2 separate regions of the Mus musculus genome follow, and region 2 is linked to region 1. A link is a contact called in ENCODE Hi-C or POLR2A ChIA-PET data. All regions are on one chromosome and are shown on one strand. The core of a region is the stretch at or near the end of the contact, and the rest is flanking DNA. Distances in the headings are between cores, read along the strand shown.

The links. A loop is a pair of places that touch in the nucleus more often than their neighbours do. ChIA-PET counts read pairs that join two places held with the same protein, here RNA polymerase II (POLR2A).
Region 2: a loop to region 1 is called in a map of heart, with 1.9 times the contacts of the local background. The contact joins the promoter of A930007A09Rik here to the promoter of Parn in region 1. A Hi-C loop is called at or near these places in 1 of 37 maps with a recorded cell type or tissue (heart). POLR2A ChIA-PET finds 5 or more read pairs at or near these places in 3 of 5 experiments (Patski and embryonic stem cell).

The regions. Positions count from the first base shown.
Region 1 is chr16:13,664,554-13,671,238 of GRCm38, reverse strand. It overlaps Parn (poly(A)-specific ribonuclease (deadenylation nuclease)), which reads left to right and starts at 3,069. Exons shown (of 24, transcript NM_028761.3): 1 at 3,069-3,228; 2 at 3,628-3,705; 3 at 5,258-5,337; 4 at 6,351-6,418; 5 at 6,502-6,583. The coding sequence starts at 3,210.
Region 2 is chr16:13,751,767-13,758,451 of GRCm38, reverse strand. A930007A09Rik (RIKEN cDNA A930007A09 gene) reads right to left here and starts at 3,888. Exons shown (of 1, transcript NM_001357954.1): 1 at 1-3,888. The coding sequence starts at 3,808. The coding sequence ends at 1,898.

The DNA.
Region 1 (6,685 bases), core at 1,820-4,319:
ACTTTGTAGACCAGGCTGGCCTCAAACTCAGAAATCCACTTGCCTCTGCCTCCCAAGTGCTGGGATTAAAGGCATGCGCCACCAGACCCGGCAATAGCCAACTCTTTAAACAACTCTTTAAACTCTTATCTCCTATAAGCCAGCAGAGGCTGCTCTCTCAAAACCCGATTTAGGAGGAGACAGTCAGTTAGCCTAGGTGTACCCCCCAAATACAGCTTGCTTTAATTGGACAATCATTGATTTGATCTTTCAAAATTTTAACATCTCTACGTTGTTGGAGATGGGGCTGGGAATGAAGCTCAGTTGGTACACTGCTTGACTAACATACCAAGCTGTGCTGAGTTCGATCCCAGTAGCATATAAACGAACTGGGCTCGGTGGCACACCTGTAATCCCCAAACGAGGCAAGGAGTAGGCAAGAGGATTCGAAGTTGAAGGCTGTCAGGCATGGTAGCGCTTTAACCCCAGAATTCAGGAAGCAGAGGCAGGATCTCTGTGAGTTCGAAGCCAGCCTGGCCTACAAAGTGAGTCCTCTTAAGACTGCCAGGGCACTGTTGTACAGAGAAGCTCTGTCTTGAAAAAGAAAAAAAAGTTTAAGACTATGGAGACTTAGCTATGGAATGAGTTTGAGATCAGCCACCTCTAAAGGAATAAATGAGAGTGTTCTTTTCAAGTTGGTAAAGAGTAAAACTGATTTGTGCTAGCAGAATTTACTTTCTAGAGAGTGATCTAGTAAAGGTAGAAACCTTTTTTTCTTCATTGTGATAACAGATACATAACAGAATTTACCATTTAAGATTATTTTTCCTTATTAAGACACAGCCCTGGGCTGGTGAGATGGCTAAGAACACTGGGAGCTCTTCCAGAGGTCTTGAGTTCAATTCCCAGCAACCACATGGTGGCTCACAACCATCTGTAATGGGATCTGATGCCATCTTCAGGCAGCAGATACATATGCAGGAGAGCACACATATATTATAAATAAATAAATAAATAAATAAATAAATAAGACACAACCTTTGTAGAACAGGTTTAGTCCTGAATTCAAATGAACTCTCCAGATGGTTGGATTGCAGGTGTGTCCCACCATACTTCCCCTGTTTGTTTGTAGACAGGGTTTCTCTGTGTACCCCTGGTTGTCCTGGAACTCAATCTGTAGATCAACCTGCCTCTGTCTTAAGCAAGAAGGGAGATAGATATGCATAGTATTTAGTGTAATGAAAGTTACGTTGTATTACGCTGAGGTTTATCACACAAGGTTCACACTAAGTTCCTAACTATGGTCCTAAGCCTATCTTCCCAAGGCTGCTCACCTGTGTGATGTATCTCAGCTGAAGATCAGGTCTAGTCTCTAACAGAAGTTTCTGAAGGTCAGCATCCTGGGGGAGATGTTCGAGCTCCAGGGCAGGTAAAGGTATCATCATTCCCGATGTGCAAAGCAGAGAGAGACACATACACACAGAGACAGAGAATAATTTCCAAAGTTCTGTGACCCTAGGTTACCCTCACTAATGCACTCTGTTAAAATAAAGAAGCAAACTGTATATATTTAGATATGAGAGGAAATAATCTAACAATGACTAGCTGGGACCAGCAAGTCTAAGGTTCTAGTACTTGTTCAGTCTCACAAGGCTGGATGTCTAAGTTGGTCTTTTGGAAGGAGGGCCTCAATGCCAGTGAAGGAATGGACTTCCTACAGGGTAAGCAGGCAAAGAGTAAGCGCTTCCTTCTTCCAGGTCCTTACATAGGCTGCCAGCAGAAGGTTGGCCCAGATTAGAGTTGTGTCTTCCTACCTCAAGATCTAGATTAAAGGTGTGTGTCTTCTTGCCTCAAGATCTGGATTAAGCATGTATGTCTTCCTACCTCAGAGGTCTGGACTAGAAGTGAATTCACTCACTGTAAATCAAGCAGGAAATCTCTCACAGGTGTGCCTTCCATTTCTGAATTGTAGCTTAGTACAGATATTGTCAAGTTGACACCCAAGAATAGCCATCACACGGGGTCTCATTTACTCTTTGGAGGATAAATATTGGAAAGATTACAGTTGTTAACAGCCAACTATCTAGCCCCTGTGAACACTTTATCTCTGGAATAAGCCAGCAGGGGCTGGCTAACAAAATCCTGAAACTCTTTGAGGTGAGCTGAATGTAGGGCTGGAGAGATGGCTCAGAGGTTAAGAGTACTTGCCACTTTTGTAGAGTGTTAGGTCACAAAGTAGGCTCCCAAAAATGGCTCTGCCTTTTCTGATTACCTAACACTCTCTGCTGCAGAATTTTGCTCTTTATCTCCATAGCAACTATCATGTTTCCAAGTAGCAAGTCTGATGTCTGCCTGGCTTTTTTTTTTTTTTCTTCTTATCCAAGTTTTACGCTGCAATGGGACAACCACCATGATTTGTCATCACAGTGTCTCTCTTCTACCAGAGTGGCATAGAACCGGAACTCAGTCAATATGGGGCATAGAGATGGTTCCGTGGGTAAGAGCACTTGCTGTGGAGTCATCCAGACTCATGGACAAATCCCCAGCACCCATGAAAAAAAAGCTAGGCACAGCCCTGCAATCTTGTAAACCCAGTGTTGGGAGTCAGAGACTGGCATTTTAGGCGCCACTCCGGCTGAAACAAGTTCAGTCAGTGAGAGAGACCCTGTCTCAAGGAAGGTGGAGAACAAGAACAGCCACGGGAGGTCCTTCTTTGCTTACTACTAGTGATCACCGACCGCCACACAAATGCGCACGTATACTTCTCCAACACTTTACCCCACAAATTAAGCAAGAATTATATATTTGTATATATAAAATTAATTTAAAAATTTTTAGACAGACTCTCATTATGTTCCCTAAGCTGGCCTCGAATTTGCAAATTCTCCTGCCTCATCCTTCTCAGACTGGAATTATAGACCCAGGGGAAACCAGTCCATATGTCTCTTGATCAACCAGGTTCAGGACAGGAAACTTCTCCAACATATGGGCCAGGCCTTGAGACTTTGATAGCAATGCCCCTTTTTCCTTTCTAGGCAGCCCGGAGGGCCCGGGCTCCGCCCCTAACGTGACACAGATCTGACGCAGGCGCAGCGGCGCGCGCTGTTTCCGGAAGTGTCCTGTGCTGTTTCGTGGCGGCCTCCGACATCCCCACGCTGCTTTTGCTGCGGAACTCTGCGCGTGGACCGGCGTCAGCCTGGGCGGGGCCAAGGTTCCGTCTGCGCCGCAGGATGGAGATAATCCGGAGCAGTGCGTGTCCGCCGCACAACCCCCATCCCTGTCCTCAAGCCCACCTAGCGTGCTAGGCCCAGACCTCTCGAGTTTAGCGGGGCCCGGGACAAGTCAGTCCCGCCGGGCAATACTTCCTCTGAAAAGCGGTGCTGCTGGTGGGACTTGTCGCTCTGCAAAGCGTGCACCTTTGGCATCCATGCCTTTCTTTTCCCTGCTCACCTGCTCAGGGCTAGCCCTTTTCAGTCGTGCATACTTTATCTAGTGACCCCTGGAGGAGGTGTCCCTTGTGGTCCTTGAACACTTATTCCGCTTCTCCGATGCCCCGGGAGCTCCTCCGGCCCTTTCTCCCATCTCCCTTTAGTTGGTGGGCAGGAAGGCAGGCCACCTGTTCTGAGCCTTTTCTTGGTTTCTCTGCAGATTTTAAGATTAATCTTCACAAAGTGTACCAGGCCATAGAGGAGGCTGACTTCTTCGCCATCGATGGGGAGTTTTCAGGTATCACTCCCTTGAAAGCTCTGGGCTTACACCTTGTATTGCAAAGGCTCCCTGCCTCCTTCCTCACTGGTCATGGCAAAAGCCTGGGAGAGATGTGGTTTTGTGGTTGGTCAGGGCGTGAGATTTTTGGATAGAGATTATGGTTCTGGTGCTGTTTAAACTAATTTAGGTGTATATGGTTAAAAAGCAGGGGGTTTAGGTTGAGGTCTTTTTCCTGTGACAAAATACACCTATCCAAGTTTATCATTTCGAAATGCACACACTACACACACACACAAATATGTATATGTATATGATGAGTGGAGGCCAGAGGTTGTTTTTGGGTAGCTTATGTTTAAAATAAGTTTTCAACGTGTTTCTCTTGTTGAATCTAGAGCTGGGTATTTTACTAAGATGGCTGGCCAGCAGGCCCCCCGAATCTGTCTCTCCTACAAGATCCATGCTGGGGTTACAGGTGCCAGGATGACAGCTGTGGGGTCCTGTTACTGTGTGCTGACATGCTCAGTTTTTATATGGTGAAGGTCCAAACTCAGGTCCTCGTGTTTGCATGGCAAGCACTTTACGCTTCAAGACATTTCCTAGCTCTATTGCATTTGTTCTTAAGTGGTTTTGGAATTTGGTAGCATTAACTACACTCATGTTGCTGTCCAGCTGGTATCCTCCAGTTCTGGATTTTTTTTTTTTTTTCTTTTTTGGTTTTTTGAGACAGGGTTTCTCTGTATAGCCCTGGCTGTCCTGGAACACACTCTGTAGACCAGGCTGGCCTCGAACTCAGAAATCCGCCTACCTCTGCCTCCCAAGTGCTGGGATCAAAGGCGTGCGCCACCACGCCCGGCTTTTTCTATCTTAAATAGATAACTACTCATGGAATTATTCTATTACTCCCTTTAGCCTCTACCAGCCATCATTTGTCTTTGATTGTGACCACTCTAGACACATCATGTAAGAGGAAACCTATAGTATTGTGAGACTGGCCAGGGCTGTACTTAGACGACAAATAAGGATATTACTTAATGCTTTAGTACAAGTCTTCCTTGGTTAGCTCAGTAGACCCACATGTGCTACGTATGCGTTTAAGTATGTGTACACACATGTGCATGAATAGATGCTGGAGTTCAACACTGAATGCTTTTCCTCAACCACACTCTATTTTTTGAGGCAGTGTCTCAACCTGCAATGCACCTGGTCGCCCAGTGTGCTTCAGGGATCCGCTGCTCTCGGCAGTGCTGCACGGAGCTGTTTGCATGGGTTCTAGGGATTCCAGTTCAGGTCCTCACGCTTACACAGCAAGCAGTTTGCTGACTGAGCCATCTCTCCATCCTGTAATTATGATTTCTCTGTGAATGTAAGAATCCAGCCTAGGCCCTCATGTGCAAGGCAAGCAAGCACTTCTACCAGTGAACTACACCCACAGCACAGATGAATGTTAATTTTTAAAAAGTGTGATACAGGCACTTTGAATTAATTTTAACTAATGGGAATATGAATAAGCACTGGAGACTGACACACTAGCATTTATGAAGCAGCCTAATATCTGTTTTTTATGATCTAGGAATCAGCAATGGACCCTCAGTAACAGCATTAACAAGTGGTTTTGACACCCCAGAAGAGAGATATCAGAAGCTTAAAAAGGCAAGTGGGTATTCTCAAAAGCCCTTTCCTTTCTCCTGTGGCTCCTCTTGCTACTGAATTACAGAAAGGCGGAATCATTAAATTTACACTTGCATGTTTTCTAAGTGAGGTGCATCTTTTCAAATCTAGCCAGAAAGTTACATTTTAGTGATGTTTAAAAAAAATAACAAAATGATTGTTTATTGTTCTCTGAAAGACATTCTGGGGAAGGGCTATTACCTTTGAATATTAATTCAATATGTAGGAAATAAGTATGATGTAGTTGAAAGGATCAGTATTGGCTCAGAAGCCCCCAGACCAAGCTCGCAACACACAGGACATGTTTTTGCCCCAGAGGAATAAGAGATAAACATAAGAGAGGGAGGACAAGGGAGAAGGGAAAGGGGGCAGAGAGATGGGGCAGGGGTATTTGTATGGAGGAACAAAAGGCTGCCTCTGGATAGAGAGGAGACAGACATAGTCCATAGGTAAATGAGGGTTTTTAAAGGTAAAAGGGGAAACCTCATGTTAGGGTGAGGTGGTTTATTTAATTGGGCATGTTAATTAGGTGAGCCAAAGGGGCTTTTGGTTGCTGGACTTCAAAACTGATAATTGGACCTTGGTAGTCAGTCACAGGAGGATGAAGTGGTCAAATAAGGGAATAGATCTTGGTAGTTAGCTTTAGGAATATAAACTAATGGTTTTTAGTGAGGCAGAGGGAATAGAGACAGGCAAGGCCTGCCAGAGCCAGTTTACCCTCTGGAGTTGACTAGTGTCCTTTCAGTAGTTTTAGTAATTTGGAAATATGCCTGATAATATGCTCTGATGATGAAAGTTGAGTTCTTAATTGTGAATGCAATTGAGAACTGTGTGCACATGGATAAAACTGTGGTACATAGCCTGCCCAGTGTTTTCCGTCAGAAGGGTTCTGCTATGGTTATGCTGAGAGGCCCAGAAAACCACCAGCTTGAGAACACTTGTTCACGTGAGAAACCTGGCTCTCCTGTGTCTGATGTTTTATTTCCCTTTTCCAGCATTCCATGGACTTTTTGCTGTTTCAGTTTGGCCTTTGTGCTTTTAAGTATGACCACACAGATTCCAAGTAGGTTAAGTTAGTGGGTGGTGGGACTTCCTAAGATGTCTCCTGATGTCACCCCTGAGTGTCTTTTTCTTTTCTTTTCCCAGGCATGTAACGAAGTCATTTAACTTCTATGTTTTCCCCAAGCCTTTCAGTAGGTCCTCACCAGATGTCAAGTTTGTTTGCCAGGTTAGTGGTGGATCCTTTTCTGTTTGTGAATTGTTGTTGGGATGGAGTGGAAATGTAGAATTGTTTTAGATCATCTCTTGGAGCTGTGGGCCAGTTCCCAGA
Region 2 (6,685 bases), core at 2,639-5,138, 86 kb before region 1:
CATGCCCAGCTTCTCTCTCTTTTAATAGAAACATAAGTCATTGGGTATATTTTATATATTTATAAATATATTTATTTATAAATCAAATATTATATTTATTTATAGAATTCAGTTGTTCAAACTGTATAAAATTCAAGTAGCCAAAATGCCTGTAAAGATTTATAGAACTCTGTGAGTTCAAGCCCAGTCTGGTCTGCAAGTTGGTTCCAGGCCAACTTGGCCTAAACAGTGAGTTCCAGGATACCCAAGGCTAAGTAGAGACTCTTATCTCAAAATAACAAAAGATTCACAGAATATATGTGTCTATTTCTAGAGAAGAAAAACATACATTTCTTAAAGGAGTGTTGGAGGAAGTTGTAAGAAGATAATAACTGCTGCCTAATATTCAGTTCTTTCCATTATTGAACTAAATGCAAAAAAAAAAAAAAAAAAAAAGGAACTGGAGAGATGGATGCCCAGTTAAGAGCACAGGCTGCGCTTCCAAAGGATCCAGGTTTGATTCCCAGCACTTACGTGGGGGCTTACAGCTATCTAACTTCATTTCCAGAGGATCATATGCCCTCTTCTGTCCAAGGGCATCAGACCCTACACACACCCCACCCCAGAAAAAAAAAAAAAAGGCAAAGAAAAAATAAGCTCAGCTAGGGGTGGCAGTGCATACTTGTAATCCTGCCACTCTGGAAGTAGAAGGGAGAGGATCAGGGCTGAGACCAGCTTGGTCTACATGAGGTCTCTGTTAATAGAAAGGGCATACCTTTAATCCTAGGATTTGGGAGGCAAAGACAGGAAGACAGGCAGATCTCTATGAGTTCAAGGCCAACCTGATCTACATAGACCAACCTGGTCTACATAGTGAATTCCAGGCCAGCCAAGGCTATATAGGAAGACTTTGTCACAAAAACAAAGAACAAAAACAAACAAACAAACAAAAACAGCACCAAGAAAGAGAAGAGGAGAGGGGAGAGGAAAGAGAAAGAGGAGAAGAGAAAGTAAATTAGCTAGCTCAGGTCCCACATTTTCACTTTAGAGTCACCCAACTTTTCTTATGCATTCAAAGCTTACCTTTACATTGTACAAAACGTTTTATTTAGATGATATATTTAAACAGCAACTATCACTGTTGCAAACAGGAAATTAATATCACTTGGCATTAAGTAGAAGTGACTCACTGAAAAGTGTATGAATATGAAGATTATTAATGTCTAGCTGGGAATAGGTTTTGCCTTGAAGCTTTAAAGGGGTCTTAAAGGGGCATTTGGAAGGCACTGCCTCCAATAAAAGATAGCCTCTCTACAAAAATCAAATATATTGAAAAGAAATAACTTCCCCAATGTCATTTGGCGTTATGTCCCTGTACAAATGAATGCTGTCTTCTTCCAAGAGAACCCTTACAGAATCTAAATCCTCCACCTATCTCCAGATCTTATAGCTTCCTAAAAGAATAATATTCCCCTGGCTCCCTCCTCTAATTTTAAACACAACGAAAGGTTTCATTATTCAATAAAGTAGTCAAAGCCTTAGGTCTCAACTACTCAAAGAGCTGGTCTCAAAAAATCATCAAAATCGCTAATCCCTGAAGTCCAAGGCCACTTTGCTCCCACTACAGGAATTGAGAAAGCCACCAGAACACTAACAATAAAAAGGATAATAATGTTGGTAACTTTTCTTCCAAGCCACTTACTTGGCAAAGGTCTTAGCAGACATTCAAATGGCTGGTGTCTGAGTCCTATTAGAAAGGGTGACTTTTCCTCACTATCCCCAAAGCTGAAGGGTTTCCAGAACTGTCACACTACTGAGAGTCTGAATGGGTGGCCTTAAAGACAGGCAATGAAGAGTCAGGTTGCTCCTGAGTTAGTTTCAAGCTGGGTGCTGGGAGAGTCTCCAAAGCTTCAGCACTTTAGTTCTTAGGAACCTTCCGGACAGGTGAAGAAATCTGAGAAGTCTGGGCTAAAGAGGCCTGCGGGTGCTGAGTCTGGGCAGACCCAGGTGGCACCCCAGGAACCCCCTTGGCCAAAGTATGGCTCTTAGAAGCTTTATCAGTTTCAGGAGTTTGAGAGGCAAGAGGAAGATTCTGGAGATGGCTTTGTTGGGCCAGAGATCCCTGGATTTGGCTCTGAGAGGTCATGGGTACCACGGGGAAACTGTCAGAGGGCATGGGCACTAGGAAGTGGCTCTGGCTTTCTTCCTGTTCCAGAGGGTAGATCTGAGAGGCCACACTGATCTTAGAGCGCCCCTGAGAGTGGGGGCCCAAAGGCACACAGCTTTCAGAAGATACAGAGGGCAGGATTTGGCTCTGAGAGGTCACAGGTACCATAGATAAACTGTCAGGGATCACCAAGAGATGGCTCTGGCTTTCTTCTCGTTCCAGAGGGTAGATCTTAGAGGCCACACTGATCTTAGAGCGCCCCTGAGAGTGAGGGCCCAAAGGCACACAGCTTTCAGAAGATACAGAGGGCAGGATTTGGCTTTGAGAGGTCACAGGTACCATAGATAAACTGTCAGGGATCACCAAGAAGTGGCTCTGGCTTTCTTCTCGTTCCAGAGGGTAGATCTGAGTGGCCACACTGATCTTAGAGCGCCCCTGAGAGTGAGGGCCCAAAGGCACACAGCTTTCAGAAGATACAGAGGGCAGGATTTGGCTCTGAGAGGTCACAGGTACCATAGATAAACTGTCAGGGATCACCAAGAGATGGCTCTGGCTTTCTTCTCGTTCCAGAGGGTAGATCTTAGAGGCCACACTGATCTTAGAGCGCCCCTGAGAGTGAGGGCCCAAAGGCACACAGCTTTCAGAAGATACAGAGGGCAGGATTTGGCTCTGAGAGGTCACAGGTACCATAGATAAACTGTCAGGGATCACCAAGAAGTGGCTCTGGCTTTCTTCTCGTTCCAGAGGGTAGATCTGAGTGGCCACACTGATCTTAGAGCGCCCCTGAGAGTGAGGGCCCAAAGGCACACAGCTTTCAGAAGATACAGAGGGCAGGATTTGGCTTTGAGAGGTCACGGGTACCATAGATAAACTGTCAGGGATCACCAAGAGGTGGCTCTGACTTTCTTCTCGTTCCAGAGGGTAGATCTGAGAGGCCACACTGATTTTAGAGTGCTCCTGAGAGTGAGAGTCCAAATACACATGGCTGTCAGAGGACATTGCCATCTGAGAATTGCTGTCAGACGCCAAAGGGTAGGTCTGCGAAGTCACTGAAAAGACAGGTTGACTCCTAGAAGTACAAATGGAAAGACCGGTGTGGACAATGCCCAGAGGCAGGCTCTTAGAGGTCTGGACTCTGCTAAACTGATTCAGAACAGCCTCAGGCTTCGCTGAACGGAACAACGCTCTGCCACCCGAGGTTCTGGCGTCGCAGTTCCTTTCTAGCTGCCCCGGGTCCGTAGAGCTGATGCTACTGATCCGCTGGACGACCCGCGGGTGGAGTCGCCGCCGCCGTCGCCGGCGAATCCGCTGAAAGGTGTCGGAGACGCTCCTAAGGGTCAGCGAGAAGCGACGGCTGCCGCTACGGTGCACCCCGCTCTCGCGGGGCGAAGTCCCCCTCAAGGGGTCTTCCGGGAGCGCCTCTATGTTGCCGGTGTACCAGGAGATCCACCACAGGAGACTGACGAAGATGATGATGGAACCCAAATAGAGCAGCATGTCGTAGAACAGCAAGTTGGCGAAGACGCCAGTGAACAGCACTGCCACACCCACCGCGTCGAAGGCGACGCCCAGCCAAAAAAAGTGACTGCAGCGACCCAAGGGCCCGGACTGCATCTCCGCCAAGTCTGTGTTCTTTTGCGGAAGCTCCGAGAGGCTCAACATCTTCCACGCAAACCCCGCCAGAGGACACCAGGCCCAGGGCGCTGCCACAGGCGGGCTTTAGACACTCTCCATGGCAACGCAAGGGGCGGGGCGGGAAGCGGCATTCTGCTCCACACCAGGAAACTGGAGCGGGCCAAGGGAGCTGCGCGTGCGCACGACGACCTGCTGAACCTTCTGCGTTTGCGCCCAGTGCTAGCCCGGGCAGCTTTTCTCAGTCTGGGATCCTTAGGTGTATCAAGAAGTAGAATTTATGGGTAGGGGAGTGGGGGTGGGTGGGTATGGGGGACTTTTGGTATAGCATTGGAAATGTAAATGAGCTAAATACCTAATAAAAAATGGAAAAAAAAAAAAAAAAGAAGTAGAATTTATGACAATGAAACTAGCGGTACCTGGGGCGAGAATCTTCTTGGCCTCAGGTGCAGTTAGCATCTAGTGTTGTTAGGTCTGTACTCCCATCTTCTCTGGTGACTGTTGATAAACTTGCCCAAGGACCTAATAGACCCCATCGCGTGTCCGTCCGTCCGTCCCCCCCCCCACCCCACCCCCCCACCCCCCCACCCCCCCCACCCCCGCCAACCAACCATGTATTGTAGAGGCTGGGAGGGAGAGGGTAGGATGAAAGGAGAAAAAGGTTGACCTTTATGTGTGTGTTTGATGGATTTTAAAACATTTGGTACATTTTAAATAGATTTAGGCCTGTAGTTCAGGCCACATTTACTTAGGCCTATAGGCACACGCCACTATACTTGGAGAAAACTACTCTTAAGCATTTTCAAACGTATAGATAGAAAATTATAAAGGAATAAAGAATGATAGGTTGTCCCTACTTGGCCTGAGCATTCAAGCAATACAAATTGGAATCAGAGGGTTATTAAAGTGTTTTTTTTAAAAGATTTATTTATTTATTATATACACTGTTGCTGTCTTCCGACATTCCAGAAGAGGGTGTCAGATCTTGTTACATATGGTTTGTGAGCCACCATGTGGTTGCTGGGATTTGAACTCAGGACCTTTGGAAAAGCAGTCAGTGCTCTTAACCGCTGAGCCATCTCACCAGCCCCTATTAAAATGTTTTTAAAAAGGTCAGACATGATAGTGCAGGACTTTAGTCCTAGCACTCAACAAGCAGAAGCAAGCAGATCTCTGAGTTGGAAGTCAGCCTGTCCTAACTTGAGAATTCCAGGCCAACCAGGACTATACTGTGAGACCCTGTGTCAAAATGAATGGATGAAAATAAAAAGACCTGAAGGTGTGTCCAGGAAGTTGGAAGTGGATATAATCAAGAAATCTATGTATAAAATTGTCAAAGAATAAAAAGTTAATAAAGTATAAAGATAATTAGAGAAAACAATATGGCAAATGTTCATAATTATAGAATATAGATGAAATAAGTATAGGTGTTCATTATTCAGTTCTTTCCTGTGTTCTTTAGGCTTGACATTTTTCAAAATAGTTGCAGAATTTTATTTTGTAATTTAAATTTTAAGTTATAAACTTATAAACATGAGTAGCAGGTGGGGATGATGGCTCAGTAGCTAAAGACTTGACAGCCTGAGTCCAGTCGCCAGGAGCCACGTGATGGTGAGAGAGAACTGACTTCTGCACATTGCTGTCTGACCTCCAGATGAAAAGAAATAAATCTCTCCCCTTTGGCTGCAGGAGTGTTCAAGGCTGGCAACCAGAATTATCTGCCTAATGATAAAGGGTGCAGCACCATGCCATACGTAGACCGCAAGGTGATAAGCTGGAGTTATCCTTCGTCAGATCCTTTGAAATTAGCCCAGTTTAGCCTGAGGCAAGTCTCTATACTGGAATTAGGAAGGCTTAAATTTGAGTTTCTGACCTGAGTTGAGATCTTTAACCTCCCTTAGCTTTGATCTCCTCTTCTGTAAATGAGAGAACAGGTGCCTATAAGGAGGCTGTGACATGGCCAGTAGATGATGCTATACTGAGAAGTACTAACAGTTGCTCACTGCCAGAGTCTCTCAAGCCATTTCCATTTAGGATCCCTTTATGTGTGAGAAATTGTTACATCACTGTAGGTATATAAACACACACACACACACACATATATATACAATTATATATATGTATATATATATATGTATATATATATATATAAAATCAGGTATACAAGTCAAACACACTCATACATTTATTTAAAAACAAGGGTTTTATTATTACTGTTTTGAGCCGGGCCTGGTGGCGCACGCCTTTAATCCCAGCACTTGGGAGACGGAGGCAGGCGGATTTCTGAGTTCGAGGCCAGCCTTAAACTATTATTACTGTTTTGTTTTGAGATAGCTTCACTGTAGCACAGTTTCGCCTTGAATTCACCATGTGACTGAGGATGACATGATCCTCCGGTCTCTACTTCCAAAGTGCTCAAATTATGGACATAGCCATCATGCCCTGCTATTTAAACAATGCTTTGGTATACATATAATTTTACCATTCATTAGACAAAAGCAAATTGGCATGTTCATCAGATGGATACACATTCTTTTACATAAAGAGTTGAGTCTTGGCTAAATATTTGATACTGTAGGACATAGAGAATCTTCACATTTTCCACGTTTGTTTGTTTGGGAGGGAGAGTATAAGGGCTTAACTATGGTTGTCAGCGGATAACTTAAACTTCTCCCATGTGAATCCTGGGGCCACATGGCTGTCAAACTTAACAGCAAAAAGCTGCTAAGTCATCTCACAGGCCCTTATAGCAGTTTTAAATATTAAGCAATCAAGCCAGGCCGCACAAACCTTTAATCCCAGTACTTGGGAGGTAGAAGCAGGCAGATTCCTGACTTTGAGTCCATCCTGGTCTATAGACCGAATTCCAAGACAGCCAGGGATGACACAGAGAAACCCTGTTCTGCA